Linked DNA regions of Homo sapiens: region 2 is linked to region 1. A link is an interaction called in ENCODE POLR2A ChIA-PET data of the cell type or tissue named here. Cell type or tissue: OCI-LY7. All regions are shown on one strand.

What was found. Peaks named below come from ENCODE experiments on the same cell type or tissue, not always from the same donor. Only the 100,000 strongest peaks of a DNase experiment are listed, where the experiment ranks them.
Region 2: POLR2A ChIA-PET joins it to region 1 with 8 read pairs; 3 of 35 experiments call an interaction of 5 or more read pairs at or near these places.

Annotation. Positions count from the first base shown.
Region 1 is chr17:76,529,183-76,537,182 of GRCh38, reverse strand. It overlaps CYGB (cytoglobin), which reads left to right. Exons shown (of 4, transcript NM_134268.5): 2 at 5,492-5,723; 3 at 6,041-6,204. It also overlaps a transcript of PRCD not described here. Among named protein-coding and RNA genes, the nearest start is that of CYGB, 4.5 kb to the left of the region's middle. RefSeq lists enhancers at 5,809-6,542, 6,543-7,276. In OCI-LY7, a CTCF peak has its summit at 7,921; DNase peaks (open chromatin) are centred at 7,352 and 7,712; H3K4me3 peaks cover 772 bases; H3K27ac peaks cover 881 bases.
Region 2 is chr17:76,147,602-76,155,601 of GRCh38, reverse strand. RNF157 (ring finger protein 157) reads left to right here. Exons shown (of 19, transcript NM_052916.3): 15 at 1-40; 16 at 285-350; 17 at 1,274-1,319; 18 at 3,137-3,247. RNF157-AS1 (RNF157 antisense RNA 1) reads right to left here. Exons shown (of 8, transcript NR_040017.1): 7 at 1,814-2,469; 8 at 954-1,552. Among named protein-coding and RNA genes, the nearest start is that of FOXJ1, 10 kb to the right of the region's middle. In OCI-LY7, CTCF peaks have their summits at 1,522, 1,721 (motif pointing right) and 7,673; DNase peaks (open chromatin) are centred at 4,418 and 7,661.

The DNA.
Region 1 (8,000 bases):
GGAACCAGATGCAGGAGAGCACCTCGGTCCCCCTCCTCTCCCCGGCCTCAGAACTCCTTGCTCGGCCAGCCACCCCAGACACCCAGCCAAACTGTCAGACACACACATTTTTCTGGCCTTTCAAAGGTAGTATAGCAGGGGCTCCCCATTTTAGAGATGGGAAAACCGAGGCTCAGCCAAGAAGCGGGACAAAGAGGAGCAGAACCCTGTCTCCAGCTCAGCGGCTTGCGGGATTCAAAGCCTCTTGGAAGAACAGAGAGCAAAGAGCAGAGGTTGAGAAAGAGGAGAGCCCGGGGGGTCCAGTGTTCCCAGCTGCCCCCTTCCCGCTGGAGGGCACGGGCCAGCAGGAGCGCCCAGGGCAGGCACAGGTGAGTGGAGAAGCAAACAGTCCCCTAGGATACAATCCCTGCTGAGTTTGGAGGGTGAGGGGAAGAAGAGAGAAGCTTCAGGAGACAGGGCCTAACCCTAAAACCTCCCACCTAGGGAGGAAATGCAGTGGCTTGGGCTTAGGGGTCATTCAGGCACTACATGCCCCCAAGAGACCCACAAACACAGAGCGCCCCGTTCTTCACACACCTAGGCTTAGAGCACACACACCATCCTTATAGAGGTGATGTGTCCAAGTCTCGAAAGCTAGTCACTGACTCTAGCTACAAATCCATGCTCTCTTTCCACACGTGCTGGTCCCTGGGGGTGCAGGCAGAGGAGCCCCAGACCATGCTCACCCTCAAGCCCCTCTTCTTGGCAGAGGAAAGCGGTCAAATCTAGGACAGAGCAGGGCAGCCTTGTCATGTGCAGATGGGGTGAAGCCTCGCTCTGGAAGGGCAGCTTTAGTGCATCCTTGACTACCAGGCCTGCTCCATCTCCAGCTTCTTCTCCCTGTGGCCTCTCCCAAGCCTGGGACCGACCCAGCTCCACCATGATATGCCCTGATTCCAACTCAGAAGCAGATTTTGGAGGAAAAAGAGCAGGAAGCACTTCTAAGGAGTTAGAGGAGCGCTCCTGAGGATGGGGCAGCTATCTCAGCAGCCCCCAAGCCCAGAAACACAGTCGGGAGTGGCAGGAAGCTAAGAGGGACATTGGGATACTAGGGCCTCAGACGCTCGGAACCACCAATCCCCACAGGTGCTGGCACCCACACAAGCACATTGTGGGTAGCAGAGCCGCAGATGTGCCAGACTGCGTCCTCGGAGGGTGCCGTCAGCCGTGTGTCAGCACCTGCAGCCCACCGGCCTTGCATGCGTCTGGCACACTCATGGGTCACCATGAAGAAGCGAGGCAGGGTCCTCAGGACCTTGGAGGTTTTGTGTCCCAACCCCTGCCAGGTACCTGTGCGGATACGTGGAGGAAGTGCTCACCGTCCACATCATGGAACACCATTGAACCTCCCCAGGAAGGGGACCAGGGTAGGGCAGATGCCAAGGGAGAAACGAAACACCGAGGCCAGGGCCATGTCTGGGCAGTCCGAGTTTTCAGCAAGGATTTCTTTCTCTCTCTACACCCCTCTTCCAGTTCCCCACTCCTGTCTCTTAGAGGGGCCTGGGCCTGGGCTGGGGGAGGTCATTACCAATGCACTCAGTGCCCAGAGTAACCCCTCACCACTCTGACTCCACTTCTTTGTGGACTAGAGCCCAGCCCCAGGACAGCCTGGCCCAGCTTTGTCTCAGCCACTCCCTGCCAGCCCAAGCCCCACAGGGCCTTGCTTTCCTTTTTCTCTCCTCCTGTCTCTGTCCAGGGCCTGGTCAGTGGGGGAAGGGGAAGAAAGGGGGATAAGGGCTCCTGAAGGTCCCTTCTCAGATCCTGGGCCCGTCAGTCTTGACACAGCACCCTGTCTTCCCACACACAACATACACATCCTCAAGGTCAAGACCCCAGCTGCAGCCCTCTGGCCAGCACTCTCACCTCTGCCCTCCCCACTGCGCCAGGCCAGCACCCTCAGCCCTTATGAGCCTGCAGGGCAGGAAGGAGGCAGCTGCACTTCCACACCCCCAACCTGGAGAAGTTGCCACATTGGTGGGGGTGGAGGAGGCGTTGCTTTAGAGCCTGAGGCAGACCCCACACTTCCATTCCCTGCCAGGGAGGAGACCAAGAGGGAACACCCACCCTCCCTGCTGGTTGTAACTCTGACACCTTCCTCCTCACACTCAGACAGGCCTATTTCAGGCTCTCTTGGAAGCCCAGATGCCTCTGGGAGCTGAGAAACTCCCCAGGGCTGGCTGTGGAGGCTCCTCCCTGGCAGCACAGGCTGAGACCGGGAGGGTCTCAGGTGGAAACACCGCAGAGCCAGGAGGAAGGAGCCAGGCACATGGGCCCCAGGGGCCACAGAACCGTGGAGGGTCTGGGTGGGGACTCCCTGAGACTGTCATTCCTCAGGGCCACAACCCGGTGGTGGGTGTTGAGGCAGGAGACACCTGGTTACCAGGCCACGATCCCCTGGCACAGCTGTCTCTCCAGGCAGTGTAGGGAAACTGTCAAAGCGGGCCTGCCTGGGCCCCTTCCTGGCACTGCCATCTACTTTGTTGGGCAATCTTGGACATCAATTCCTAATTCATAGGATGGGGATTAAAACAGTGCCTACCTCAGGAGAGAATTGCAAGGATTCGTGAGATCGTACAGTAAGTGCTCAATAAATGTTCCCTGTTGTTTCCTCATCAGTAAAATAGAGGTAATACCCGCTTAGCTGTGGCAATTAAATACAATAACAGGCCGGGCACCGTGGCTCACACCTGTAATCCCAGCACTTTGTGAGGCCGAGGCAGGCAGATCACCGGAGGTCAGGAGTTCGACACCAGCCTGGCCAGCATGGCGAAACCCCGTCTCTACTAAAAACACAAAAATTAGCCGGGTGTGGTGGCGGGCACCTGTAATCCCAGCTAACTTTGTGAGGCTGAGACAGGAGAATCCCTTGAACCCAGGAGGCAGAGGTTGCAGTGAGCCAAGATTGCACCAGTGCACTGCAGCCTGGGCAACAGAGTAAGATTCTGTCTCAAGAAAGAAAGAAAGAAAGAGAGAGAGAGAGAGAGAGAGAGAGAGAGAAAGAGAAAGAGAGAGAGAAAGAAAGAAAGAAAGAAGAAAGAAAGAAAAAGAAAAAAGGTACAATAACATTGTAACACAGCAGGCAAATATATATATCATTGTTATTATTTTGTCAGGGTCTTGCTCTGTCACCCAAGCTGGAGTACGGTGGCGCCATCATGGCTCATGGCAGCCTCCAATCCTGGGCTCGTGATGCGATCGGATCTTCCTGCTGCAGCCTCCCAAGTAGCTAGGACTACAGACGGGCACCACCACACCCAGCCAATTTTTTTCTTTTTTTCTGGAGACAGGATCTCACTATGTTGCCCAGGCTGGTCTCAAACTCCTGGCCTCAAGTGATCTTCCTGCCTTGGCCTCCCAAAGTTCTACAGGCATGAGCCACCACACCTGACCTTTTATTATTATTATTATCATTATTTCTTTGGATTCAGGGTCTCACTCTGTCACCCAGGCTGGAGTGCAATGGCACAATCTTGGCTCCCTGCAGCCTTGGCCTCCCGGGTTCAAGTGATCCTCCCACTTTAGGCCCCTGAGTAGCTGGAATCAAAGGTGTGTGCCACCACACCTGGCTAATTTTTTGTATTTTGTAGAGACAGGGTTTGCCACATTGCCCAGGCTGGTCTCAAATGCCTGAGCTCAAGCAATCCACCCGCCTCGGCCTCGTAAAGTGCTAGGATTATAGGCGTGAGCCACCGTGCCCGGCCATATCATTATTTTTTATTGCAATTGTAAAACCTCCAAAGTCTGAGATGCTTGTTTAAGTCCAAATTGGGTTTTTCACATTTGTCCCTCATTACAGTGCTTCTCCAGAAAATTCAATGTATTTTCAGACCCGTCGCCTCACGTGTCCTCACCCGTGTATCCATGAAGCAGTGAGCGGGGGCCCTCCTCTTGCCCTTCTGCAAACAGGGAGCTTGTGAAGCGGTTTGCCCAAGGTCACAGTTGGCCTCTGAGAGGGGCCCTCCTGAGTCTCCACACAGACTGTGCCCTGGTCACTGTGCAAACTTCCCCGCCAATAGCAGTTCCACCAGCAGCAGGGATGACCCGGCCAGATGCCCTCTCCGCATCTGTTCCAGCCCTCACATCTGAGACTCGACTCCTGGCCAAAGGGCTACTTCCGCAAATTATCAGCTCTCTCTGATCGCAAAGGGGACACACGAAGGGGCAGAACAACCTGGAAGAACAGGTCCAGGCCACTCCATACATTTTCTGGGGATTCACTTAAGTTATTTAAGTTCTGATTGAGTCGGTGCCCATGTCTCACATGACATCCAGCCCCGACAGGGAGGGGAGGTGAAAAAGTCATTGTCGGCCGGGCGTGGTGGCTCACACCTGTAATCCCAGCACTTTGGGAGGCTGAGGCAGGCGGATCGCCTGAGGTCAGGAATTTGAGACCAGCCTGGCCAACATGGTGAAACCCTGTCTCTACTAAAAATACAAAAAATTAGCTAGCCGGGCGTGGTGATGGATGCCTGTAGTCCCAGCTACTCAGGAAGCTGAGGCAAGAGAATCACTTGAACCCAGGAGGCAGAGGTTGCAGCGAGCCAAGATTGCACCACCACACTCCAGCCTGGATGACAGAGTGAGACTCCATCTCAAAAAAAAAAAAAAAAAAAGCCATTGTCATTTTTCACACTGCAGGGCCCCAGCTAGGGCAGGGGGTCAGAGGGTGCGTGAGAGCCTTGGGATCCAGTCTGACACGCTGGAAGGAGGGCAGGGAAGGTCACCTGAGTAGTGCCAATGGCCTCAGGGGCAAAGCATTTCCCCTGGGCCAGCCTGCTCCAGGTAAGGCATGTCTGACACAGGAAAAGGGTAGTAGAAAGGAATGTGGCTCACCCGAGGAACATTTTCCCAACTGTAAGTAAAGCCGCTGAGCCAGGACAGGGATGATGCGAGTATAGTGGGGAATGTGGACATGAGTTTGAAGAAGCGGGTGGGGGACAGTTCAGAAGTCTGGAATGCCCGGTTAAGGAGTTTCACTTTGGCAGACAATAGGGAGCCATTGAATGTTTTTGAGCATAAGCATGACTTCATGAAAGCAGTATTTTGGGAGAGTCAGAACAATTTCAGTCCAACTAGAGAGGATTTAATTTCAGATCAACTCATGATTCCAGAACCTGAGTTCTTACCCTCTCGGCTATGACTAGAGCAGGGCTTGAAGGGGGTGTAGAGTTTGGGAAGGAAGCAAGAAGCGAGGAAGACAGAGGCCTAGGAGATGAAGCCGCCAGCCTGAGCAAGCCTGGCAGATAGACATGGCCAGACTTGGTAGGGGTGAGCCGGCTTGGCCAGAGGGAGGAGGGTCTATGCTGAGGTCTACTGATGGTAGTGAAAACAGTGACGGTGCGGGGGTGGGGAGCACTGCGGTCCACTTCTTCAGCCCCCACTATCCTGGAAGCTTCAGGGTGGGCCCGAGGCAGCCTCCAGCTTCAGCGACCACCCCTGTTCCTCTTGCCAGGTTCTTTGTGAACTTCCCCTCGGCCAAGCAGTACTTCAGCCAGTTCAAGCACATGGAGGATCCCCTGGAGATGGAGCGGAGCCCCCAGCTGCGGAAGCACGCCTGCCGAGTCATGGGGGCCCTCAACACTGTCGTGGAGAACCTGCATGACCCCGACAAGGTGTCCTCTGTGCTCGCCCTTGTGGGGAAAGCCCACGCCCTCAAGCACAAGGTGGAACCGGTGTACTTCAAGGTATGCGCCCCCATCTGCTGCAGAGCCCCCACCGCCCACGCGTCATGGCCATCTGCAGCTCGCAGGCTCTGCGACGGCTCTCTGGAGCAACAGAGGTGATCCCCGGAGTGGCTGCGAGAGGGAGGGGCAGTGCCCGGCAGCAGGATGGAGGGGCTGGGTCCAGGGCAACCCTTGTCCTGAGAGCACGGGGTTCCCAAAGCTGCCAGACTGTTGCGTTAGGAATGATCCTCTCGGCCACACGTGGGGCGGAGGGGCCTGGGGGTTGCAGGACGCAGGGCGCCCGGGCGTTCACTCCCCCTTCCTCCCTTTGCCCCCAGATCCTCTCTGGGGTCATTCTGGAGGTGGTCGCCGAGGAATTTGCCAGTGACTTCCCACCTGAGACGCAGAGAGCCTGGGCCAAGCTGCGTGGCCTCATCTACAGCCACGTGACCGCTGCCTACAAGGAAGTGGGCTGGGTGCAGCAGGTCCCCAACGCCACCACGTGAGGAGGCGGGCGAGGGTGGGCTGGGCAGCCTCCCCGCCATGTCCTCTGCTGTCCCCGAGGTCTCCCATATCTCCTGAGGCCCTGGGGCTGATCACCTGGGCAGGCACACTTGAGGCAGGCCAACCCTGGGGTCTGACATGTAAGAACAGGCATAATAGGAAAGGCCTTCAAGATGGCTCCCCTGTGACTTCAGGCTGCTCAGAGCCATGAGCCCTGAGCAAAAATCCTCCCAAAGAGCCTTCCCCTTCCCTAGAGCCAGGGAGAGCTCAGAGCACCCAAAGCCACAGCTGCCCAGGCAGAGAGGCGCCAGAGGCTCCTGGCGGTAAGGTCCGATCATCAGGCTCGGAGGCAGCCCAGGTCAGCCCAGCCACTTCCTCCCTGGGTGCCAATCACAAGGGGCTGTTTTTTCATCTCATGCCGACCAGTGCTGCTAAATGCCCTCTGCCTCAATAGGGCTAGAGCCCGGAGGATCACGAGGACACATACACACACACACACACCCCAGCCCACGAGGAAGCTACATGGGTGTCGCTCACACGCACACGAGCAGGGGCATGTTTACTTCCAGGCTGACCTGGAGGCTGGGCTTCCAGTTCTGGGCCCAGGAGGTGGCTCAAGGAGGGTGGCCGCCCTCTGTGACTCCTGCTGACTCGGAGCGTGAGGGGAGGGCTAGCCCCCAGATGTGGCGGTTGGGAACACTCGGCCTCCCTGGGCCCCCAAGGGGAGGCTGACTCTGGGAGCTGAATGGAGAGGCGGAGGCAGGGCTGGAGTAGGAAGGAGGAGAGGAGCGGAGGCGGGAATGGGAAGCAGAGGTCAGCCAGCAGCCCGGGACACGCGTGGTAGAGAAACATTCCCGTGGTAGAGAAACATTCCCAGCAGTTTCCCATGGAAAAGGCGGCGTCTCCCGCCGGGCTCTGCACGGGCCCCCAAGACTGCCGGCCCTTCTGTTCACAGGCACAGCTCCTGGAGGAGGTCCCCTGAGGGCAGCTGGGGACGCCAGGCCTCCTGCCCTTCCTGCTGCTGACCACACTGGCCCCGGGCTGGCTCCTGCTCCCCTCCCCCCTCTCCCGTCAGCACCACCCCAAGAGAGTGGAGTCCTCGGGAACTGCTGGCTGGAGCCAAGCCAACTCCAGATGTGCACAGCTGGGCCCTGGCCTGCCTGAGACCTGGGAGTCAATGGGAAACAAGCAGATGTTGGCCCACCAGAGGAGGGCACTGGCAGGGCGTGGAGAGCAGTGGTTGCCCCCTCACCCCCCACCAGCTGTCACCCAGAGGGTCCAGGGAAAAGACAGGGGAAGAGGAGGGGAGGGGGCTTGCCTGCCCTCCCACCCCTCTCCCCACGCAGGCTCTGCTGCCAAAGATGAGTTTGTTTACAGCCAGGACACAAGACTTCCTGCTTCCAGAGAAAAGGGCTTTTTTACAAGGGCCAAGAGAGACTGGAAAGAGAGCTGGCTGGGCGCGAGCCCCAGTGAATCAGAAACACATGGCCCAAGTTCCCCAGCACGCTGCCCGTCCTGCCCTCCCCACCCTGCCCTAGGGACTAAGATCTCTCCAAACCCCAAACATTTTGAAACGGCCGAAGTCTCCTCCTCCGCCCACTTCTGCTCCTTGTGGACTGAATGGAGATGGGCTACCGTGGAAACTGGCACCCCATGGGGGTTACTCCCAGCTGTCAAGTGGTGGGGTGGTCCCCTCATCCCTTTACACCCTCTAGCCCACCCCTAGTGTCCCTGGCCTGAGCCTGCAGAGCCTCCCTGCTGCCAGGGTCCCCATGGGCTCGAGGGTAGGATGGA
Region 2 (8,000 bases), 380 kb after region 1:
CCCCCAGCCTGCCAGCAGGGCCCCCTCAGAAGAAGGAGAGGTAAGGGAAGGGACGGGAACCGCCCTGGCTTCTCTGTTCTTTGTGCACATGTCCAAAGTAGCATAACCAAAGGTCTGCCATGCATGGCTGCAAAGCCCCCAAAATGCCAGGAGTGCTGCAGAAAACAAGGCATTCCCTTAGGTCTGACCCTCCTATTTGACACCAATTTTGTTCTGAAGAAGGTTTGGGTTTGCTGTCACGAGACCTTTATGGAAGAGCCTGTAAAAACTGTGCTCTTCTGCAGGGGCTGCCAGCGGAGTCTCCAGACAGCAACTTTGCTGGCCTCCCAGCTGGAGAGCAGGATGCAGAGGTAACCCCAACAGCACGGAGTGGTGCCCCCTTCCCACAACCAGAGGAGTGCTGGCCTTGGCTGGGGATGCCAGTAAGGACCAGGGCCAGGAGGCTGCGCTGACGAAGCCTTCCTAGGGGACATGCCTAGATCAGTGAGAAGTGGAATGTGGGTAGAGATGAGAGCAGCTGCTCCCGGGCCTGTGGACTGTCCAGTGAGTGGGGCCACTGGTTCCCAGGGTCACTGGTGTGGAGTGAGTTCAAGAGGGAACTTTTCTGGCCAGCCCCTGGCCTTGAGAATATATTGTCCTTCATTCCACTAGTATTTACATGGAGGACTGTGTCACAGGTGCTCTACTGGTGCTAGGGCACATATAGACCTATACAGACCTGTGTGGTGAGGTTTCTGCCTACCCCCAGCCCACTGCACCCATCTAGGAGCCCAGTCTAGCAGGCAGACAGGACCACAGTTCAGTGTGAGACGTGCCCTGACCATGGTGTGCTGTGGAACGCCAGCTCACAGTGAGAGCCCTAGAACTCTTCTTGAGCCAACTCCTGTCAATGGAGGATCTGGATGGGGTTTGGGATCTTAAGGGATTTCTGAAAGTCTTATGATCTCACAATTTGCTCTTTCATTTAGTAATTTTTACTTCCACCTTAGAGAAACAGTATCAGCTAAACTATTAACAAGGGTGTTCCTGACAGACCATTCTGAGCATATATGGGTAATGTGGCTCGGATCTAATCCCTGTAGGCAGATGGTGCCTCTCCAAGCAAGATCTGCCTCTACTCAGCCTCTGAGGCATATTAAACACAGATGGAAATATATGCTATTAACGTAGGCCCTGGAGTTAGATACCAGTAGGATGATTAGTTCTGTCTTCAGCCAATCAGTTTACTCATTTTGCCGCTTCATAGACTCACAGGGCCTTCCTTCTGTCCTAGGGAAATGATGTTATAGAGGAAGAGGATGGATCACCCACGCAGGAAGGTGGTAAAAGATCTGGTCCTTTACTTCCTTTAGTTATCTTTCTTTCCTGGGTATTCTTTAAGGGGTAAAGAAAAGGGTACCGGTATGACGTGGTGGCGCTGCTCAGTTGTATGGGGCTGTTAGAGGAAAGATCGTCTTCTTAATGGTACATCAAAGCAAGCAGAGCATTGATGATCTCTATGACCTCCTCAGCTCTTTCTGGGCCTCAGAGCCATGGATGTCAGGTGCGGGTGCTGCAGGAGATACATACAGGTCCATATTTACCTGAAGTAGATTCGGAAGCTCTCTAAGCAGCTCCCATCATCAGCCTCCCTGCTGCAGGTTTTCAGTGGAGCCCCACAGAGCTGTTCTGGCATTCTCAGTGTTGAATAGCAGTAGCCATTTCTTCCACTGGGGGGAGGGGGAGGACTATTTGGCAGCTGGTCAGGTCTTGCTTTAGTTAGGAATATGGTCAACATTACTGTAAAAGAGGACTCTCGGGCCGGCAGACGTACTAAAGGCGTGGTCAAGGAGACAGGTCCAAGTTTCTTCAGGAGCTCAGCTTAGGCAAGTATTTTAAAGGCTGTTGTAATAATCTTCCTTTACCATAATTCAGGCCTCAGTTACATCTTCAGTTGGAAGAATGTTGTTTCCAGTAAGGCTAGAAGAGAAGGAATGGCCCACAGAGCAAGGACGTAGGAGGAAGAAGGAGGGCAGGAAAGTCTCCCCCAAGCAGGGAACACTATGTGTTCCAGGAGCCAGACTCTTCCCCCTGCTGCTCTGAGGCCCCTCCCTCAGGGGCACCTCCAGAGCACACGTATGCCCGGCCTGGATACAGACGCACCAGCAGATGTCATCCTATTGCTTCTGCTTTAGCGCTGGCCATCGCTTGGGAAGTGTTGGAGGTGTGCATGTGGACCTGACGGCTCCCACCTGGCCAAGGAGCTTGAAGGAGAAGGTGGCCGCCAAGGCTGCGTCCGTCAGCTCTTGCACCCCAGCCCAAGGGGGTTTGGAGTGTCACCAACTCAGTTGATGACTTCAGTGCTTGAGGCTCTAGAGTTACCCCTTGTGATTGTTTCTCCCATAGAATATTTGCTTCTAAGAAGTGCGGTGTGGCCAGGTTGTTTCACCGACATTCCCTAGCCCGTGGAATGGATTTGTTTTCTTCTCTCTGTTTCACTGAGAAAAAAAGAGGGGAGCTTGATAAAAAACAACTTTTAAAACTTTTCCCTTCCCTTCTTACATGTCTGTAGATTTCTGGTTAGCCACTTAAAACACACTGAAAATAACAACTCAGGTCTCATAAAGAAGGAAATCATAATTTTGTGAATGTAGTCATTCTGATTTGATATGCAAAATTATGGACCCTAAGACCTTTAGTTGTTGTTTCATGTACTTATTTTGCAGAGCCATGTGGTCCTAAACACACCCAGCTCACACCCAAGGCAGATGCAGGCATGAGCAGGATGACCTCCCCACTGGCGCTCCCTAGCTTCTGCTGGTTGGTCGCAGCCTCACCAGCCTGGCCTCTGCCCAGCTCTGCTCGCTCTAGTATTCTCTGTTGAGCCTGTGTCCCACAGCCCTCCTCAGTGATCTGACTTGTTAGGGAGCAGCAGACAGAAAGGGCTCTAGGGAAACAGCAGGAAAGCGCGAGAACACAGACATGCCCACACAACGTGATTCCTTTCTTGTCCACTCTTTATCCGCTTAATTATTGTCTTTTTTTTAACATATGATTTGATTTTTTTTGTCTCCATCCTTAAGATTTTTATTTTAAGGACAGCAACGCAGAGAAAAACACAGCCAGCCCCTCTCTAACTGCATTAACTCCGTTACAGGCCAGAGGACGTGCGCATTTCTAGGTATGGAGTGTGACAATAACAATGACTTTGACATCGCAAGCGTGAAAGCACTGGACAATAAGCTGTGCTCTGAGGTCTGCTTACCTGGTGAGTGTCAGTCTGCTGAACATGAACTTGGTGGGAGACGATCCCTGTGCTCTTACCCCTGCTCTCACCCTGGTACACCCATCTCCTGCCCTGCAGTTCCTGCCAAGAAGGCCTGGGGTGTGCTAGTGCTGGAGACCAGTTGCTGAAGGAAGTAAGAAGGCCTGGGAGAGTCCTTGAGCTTTTTGCAATGAGCCAGCCTTGCTCTGAGTGAGAGTATTAGGATAGGAAGAAAGAAGCAAAACTTAACGATTTGGCCTAACCACTCTCCACCCCACATCACGGCCTTGCAGGTACCATGTCAGGTGGCCCAGTCTTGTTTTCATCAACAGGAAGTTTGAGCAGACAGACACCACCTCTCTACGAAGGTCTTGGAAGGATTGCCTGCGCCCTTTAAAAGTGAAGCTGTAGCTCCTCAGAAGAAATGTGTTTCAGCTAGGATCAGAGAGGAATGTGAAAGCCAGCGTTTCAGAGGCTAGGGAATGGCTCTGTGATCCAGTGAGCTTTGGGTTACCAGTTGCATTGTACATACTACTGGATTTGGATCCCAACGGAGAGGTCGAGTTAGGGCTCCTCTATGCTCCCTGGAGCTGTAACTTCACAGGTGATCAGGTTGTCAGAGTGCCCCTTATTCCTCCTCATGATGCTAAACCAAATCTAGGTAATGCCTTACACAGGATCATGTTAATCACACTTTAAGCACCGAGTGCCTTTTTAGTTAGTGTGCCCGTTCAAGGGCTCCAAAAACTGCTTTTCTAAAATCCACATCTTGCCCAAGCGGACTGAGTCAAATGTCCCCTCCGGGTTTCACGACAGAAATTGTCCTTCACATCGTGTTGTTTGAATCCTCTTAAACATTCCCTGAACGAAGACTCACTTCAGCTTCAGAACAGCCACATCACGGGTCCAGTGCTTTACTCGCTCAGCGACGTGGCTGGAGGCGTTGGAGCCACACGACCTCTGTGGTTGCCACTCTCCATCAGCCTGTGCAAGACACAGTCCAAGCACACTCTGGCCCCACACAAGCTTGTGGCAGGGGAAGCTGGAATTCTCTAGAGATACTTTCTCCAGCCCTTCAAAGGGCTTTCTTGAGTCATTTTCTATTTAGTTTGTTCTAAAGACACTGCCCAGGCCTCTTCATTTTCAGTGAGACCAAAAGAGGCAGTATCAGTTCCCCTGCTTCTCCTGCGCAGGCCCAGGGAAGACCCCCTTCCTGCCTGAGCGTGGAGGAGGGAGCGTTGACCACGGGGCCAGCCTCCTGCCAGTTAGGCCTGGACTGGAGCTGCTGGGGCCCAGGGGCTGCTTCACTCCCTGCCTTCCCGCTCCTGGCCTGGCTTCCATCTGTCCATTTGTGTTTCACATCATTTTGCCAAATGTAAATCTGTCTGTCTGGTTTGTTTATTTTCTAAACTCATGTATGTTCTCTAGACTTGGTATGAAAGTTCGTGTTCACTCCGTGCCAGCACTGTCCTCCCTGCCAATGCTTCACCCCGTCCAAGCTTGCTGGGCACGCACACACCTGGGAGGCGCTCGCGTGGGGCTGTGAGCAAGGCTCCCATTCCTAATTGGCAAGGGCCTGTATCCAGGGTACTAAGAGCTTATGAGAAAAAATATTTGTGAGACTGTATTAATTTCTGCTTTACAAAAATGGGAATGCTTCTGTGGCAAGGGCTATGGAAAGGATTTGGTTTTAACTGGCATCCTCTGTCAGTAGTTGGGTGAAGATGATGTCTCTTTCTTAGCTGTGCCCTGTGTCTGAGGCAGCTCTACCCTGGTCAACCCCTTACTTGGCTTTAGGAGAGAAATTTAGGTTCCTGCCTCCCTCAAGGGACTCCCTTACCCACCCCTATTTTTTTGGCAGAGGGAGCTGCTGGGAGTTGTTTTAGCCAACAGTGCTAGTGGAAACAGCTTATTCCTCCTCTTCCTGACTCCCTCCAGCTAACCTGCTTGTTGATAGTTACTCCATGGAATCATGGGAGGAGAGTGAGGACTGGGAGGAAGAGAGAAGCCCTGGGGTTCCCTAGGGTGACTTGTGGAGCCAGCTATTTAGAGATTATGGTGGGCTCACAGTTTGTGCCAGACACGAAATCAAATGCCTGTGTTGGCTCTCGGGAGAGGGCCTCAGGTATAGGCATGTTAAGTGTCCCATTATATCCTCACCAGAGGCCTCAAGATGAGGGGCTGTATTCAATATACTAAGATTTTCCAAGAAAAAAAATATGTGTGAGACTATATGGATTTCTGTTCAGTAAAAATGGGAACGCTTCTGTGGCAAGGACAATGGAAAGGATTTGAGTTTTTTTGTTTTTGTTTTTTGTTTTTTTTGAGACAGAGTCTCGCTCTGTCGCCCAGCCTGGAGTGCAGTGGCGCGATCTCGGCTCACTGCAACCTCCACCTCCTGGGGTCAAGTGATTCTCTGCCTCAGCCTCCTGAGTAGCTGGGATTACAGGCGCCCGCCACCACGCCCGGCTAATTTTTGTATTTTTAGCAGAGACGGAGTTTTACCATGTTGGTCAGGGTGGTCTTGAACTCCTGACCTCAGGTGATCTGCCCACCTCGGCCCCCCAAAGTGCTGAGATTACAGGTGTGAGCCACTGCGCCCAGCCATGATTTGTTTTTAATTGGCATCCTTGGTCAGTAGTTGGGTGAAAGTGATGTCTCAAAACCTCTGGTTGCCTTTTTACTTGAGAGGGAAAAGCACGTCTCTCTAGGCAGAATGTGTCTCTGCTTCCACTGTTAGCATCACACTGGCAGAAAATTTGCTGGAGAACTCTCTGGAAGTGTCTGCTAGGTTACAGACAGGAATATCCACTTTGGTAGGTCCCGTGGAATAAATAGGCGTCTTCACACTCAGCTGTAAGTTCAGCTTTCTATCCTGGGGCTGAGATACCACTGGCCGTCTTGGCGCCTCATTGCTCCTGTGGCCAGCTCTCTCCCGTCAGAACAGCTGCACATGCGCCTGGTCTCTGCTTGAGTCTATTTCCCTCTTCAAGTGGGTGCCACTCCCTTCATGGAGGGCCAGTGGGAAATGGAGCCCGGGCTGCATCCCATGTTGTCCCTGTGCCCTGCACCTTGCTCACGGGCTCTGCCAGGAGACCTGGCTGGTGGCAAGGACTGCGAACCTTGTTGGTTCCCGTCCTCACCACTCTGATAACACTGGTGAGGGGCTTAGAGGCACTTTTGTCATTCTAGCCCTCTCCCCCTAAGAAGCTTCTGGGTCTTCCAGGGCCCCAAGACCAAGGGTGGATTTTTGGTTTTTCACTGGGGAGTAGTGTGTTCTGAGATTCCTTCTGAAAGGAATAAAGGAAGGAGATCTCAGTTGATGGGTGTGACAGGTTGTAGTAAGACTAGAATTGCGAGACCACGCTAAGCAGATGTGGCTCTGAGGAGTTTGGCAGACTGTTACATAGGTGGCAGGAAAGTCATCGTGGCAAGTGATAGTTCTATGAAGGCCCTGGGGTAGTCAGTGATGGAAAAAGGCAAAGATAGGCCGGGCACAGTGGCTCACGCCTGTAATCCCAGCATTTTGAGAGGCTGAGGCAAGTGATCACTTGAGCCCAGGAGCTGGAGACCAGCCTGGGCAATGCAGTGAAACCCCATCTCTACAGAAAATACAAAAATTAGCCAGGCTTGGTGGCGTACGCCTGTGGTCCCAGATACTCGAGAGGCTGAGGCAGGAGGATCAATTGAGCCTGGGAACCGGAGGTTGCAGGGAGTCAAGATCACACCACTGCACTCCAGCCTGGGAGGCTGAGATGGAGTGAGACTCCATCTTAAAAAAAAAAAAAAAAGGCGGGGCACGGTGGCTCCCGCCTGTAATCCCAGCACTTTGGGAGGCCGAGATGGGCGGATCACAAGATCAGGAGATCGAGACCATCCTGGCTAACACGGTGAAACCTCATCTCTACCAAAAATACAAAAAAATTAGCCAGGCGTGGTGGCGAGTGCCTGTAGTCCCAGCTACTCAGGAGGCTGCGACAGTAGAATGGCGTGAACCCGGGAGGCGGAGCTTGCAGTGAGCCGAGGTCACGCCACTGCACTCCAGCCTGGGCGACAGAGCAAGAGACCCTGTCTCAAAAAAAAAAAAAAAAAAAAAGGCAAAGATAATTTGGATCTTTTTAGTGGAAATACCAATACAATTTTTAAATGACTGCATTCCACTGGAATGAGCATATCCAGTGAAATCTAAAAAGGTTTGTGGAGACCTGAAATTGAATTCTCTCCTCTTTTTGAGAGGCCTCAAAACTCAAGACTAAGATGCTACTTGCACTTTGTGGGCACTAAGGAAAATTTCAAACTAAGTTTCTCCTTCCCCTGGAGAGCAACTCTACAAAGACAGTTGAACTATTACAGTCCTTATATTTAATAAGTGGCTTTGTAGAGGCAGGAAAGGGGCTTGTGAAATTTTCCTGAATGTACTCCCAAAATCTACCTCTAGAGGTCTCTTCATACTCCCATTTTTGATATCCCAAAAACTGAGACATGAACGGAAAGCACCTTTATCCATTTCCCTCTAAGGATTTTGAATCTCTGTGCTCCATTTTTTGGCTGGAGGGGCCTGGATTCAGCCAGACAAAATGGCGGCACCTGCTCTGGAAGGCCCCTCAGCACCCACACTGACTTTCCGCAGACAGGCTTACTGTGAGAATGAGGCTGAGGAGGGAGCAGCAGCAGGGCTTTGCCGTGGGCCCCTCAGGGTCCTTGCCAGGGGAAGGTGCCCCCCGCTTGCTGCCGGATCTCCCTCACCACAGAGCAT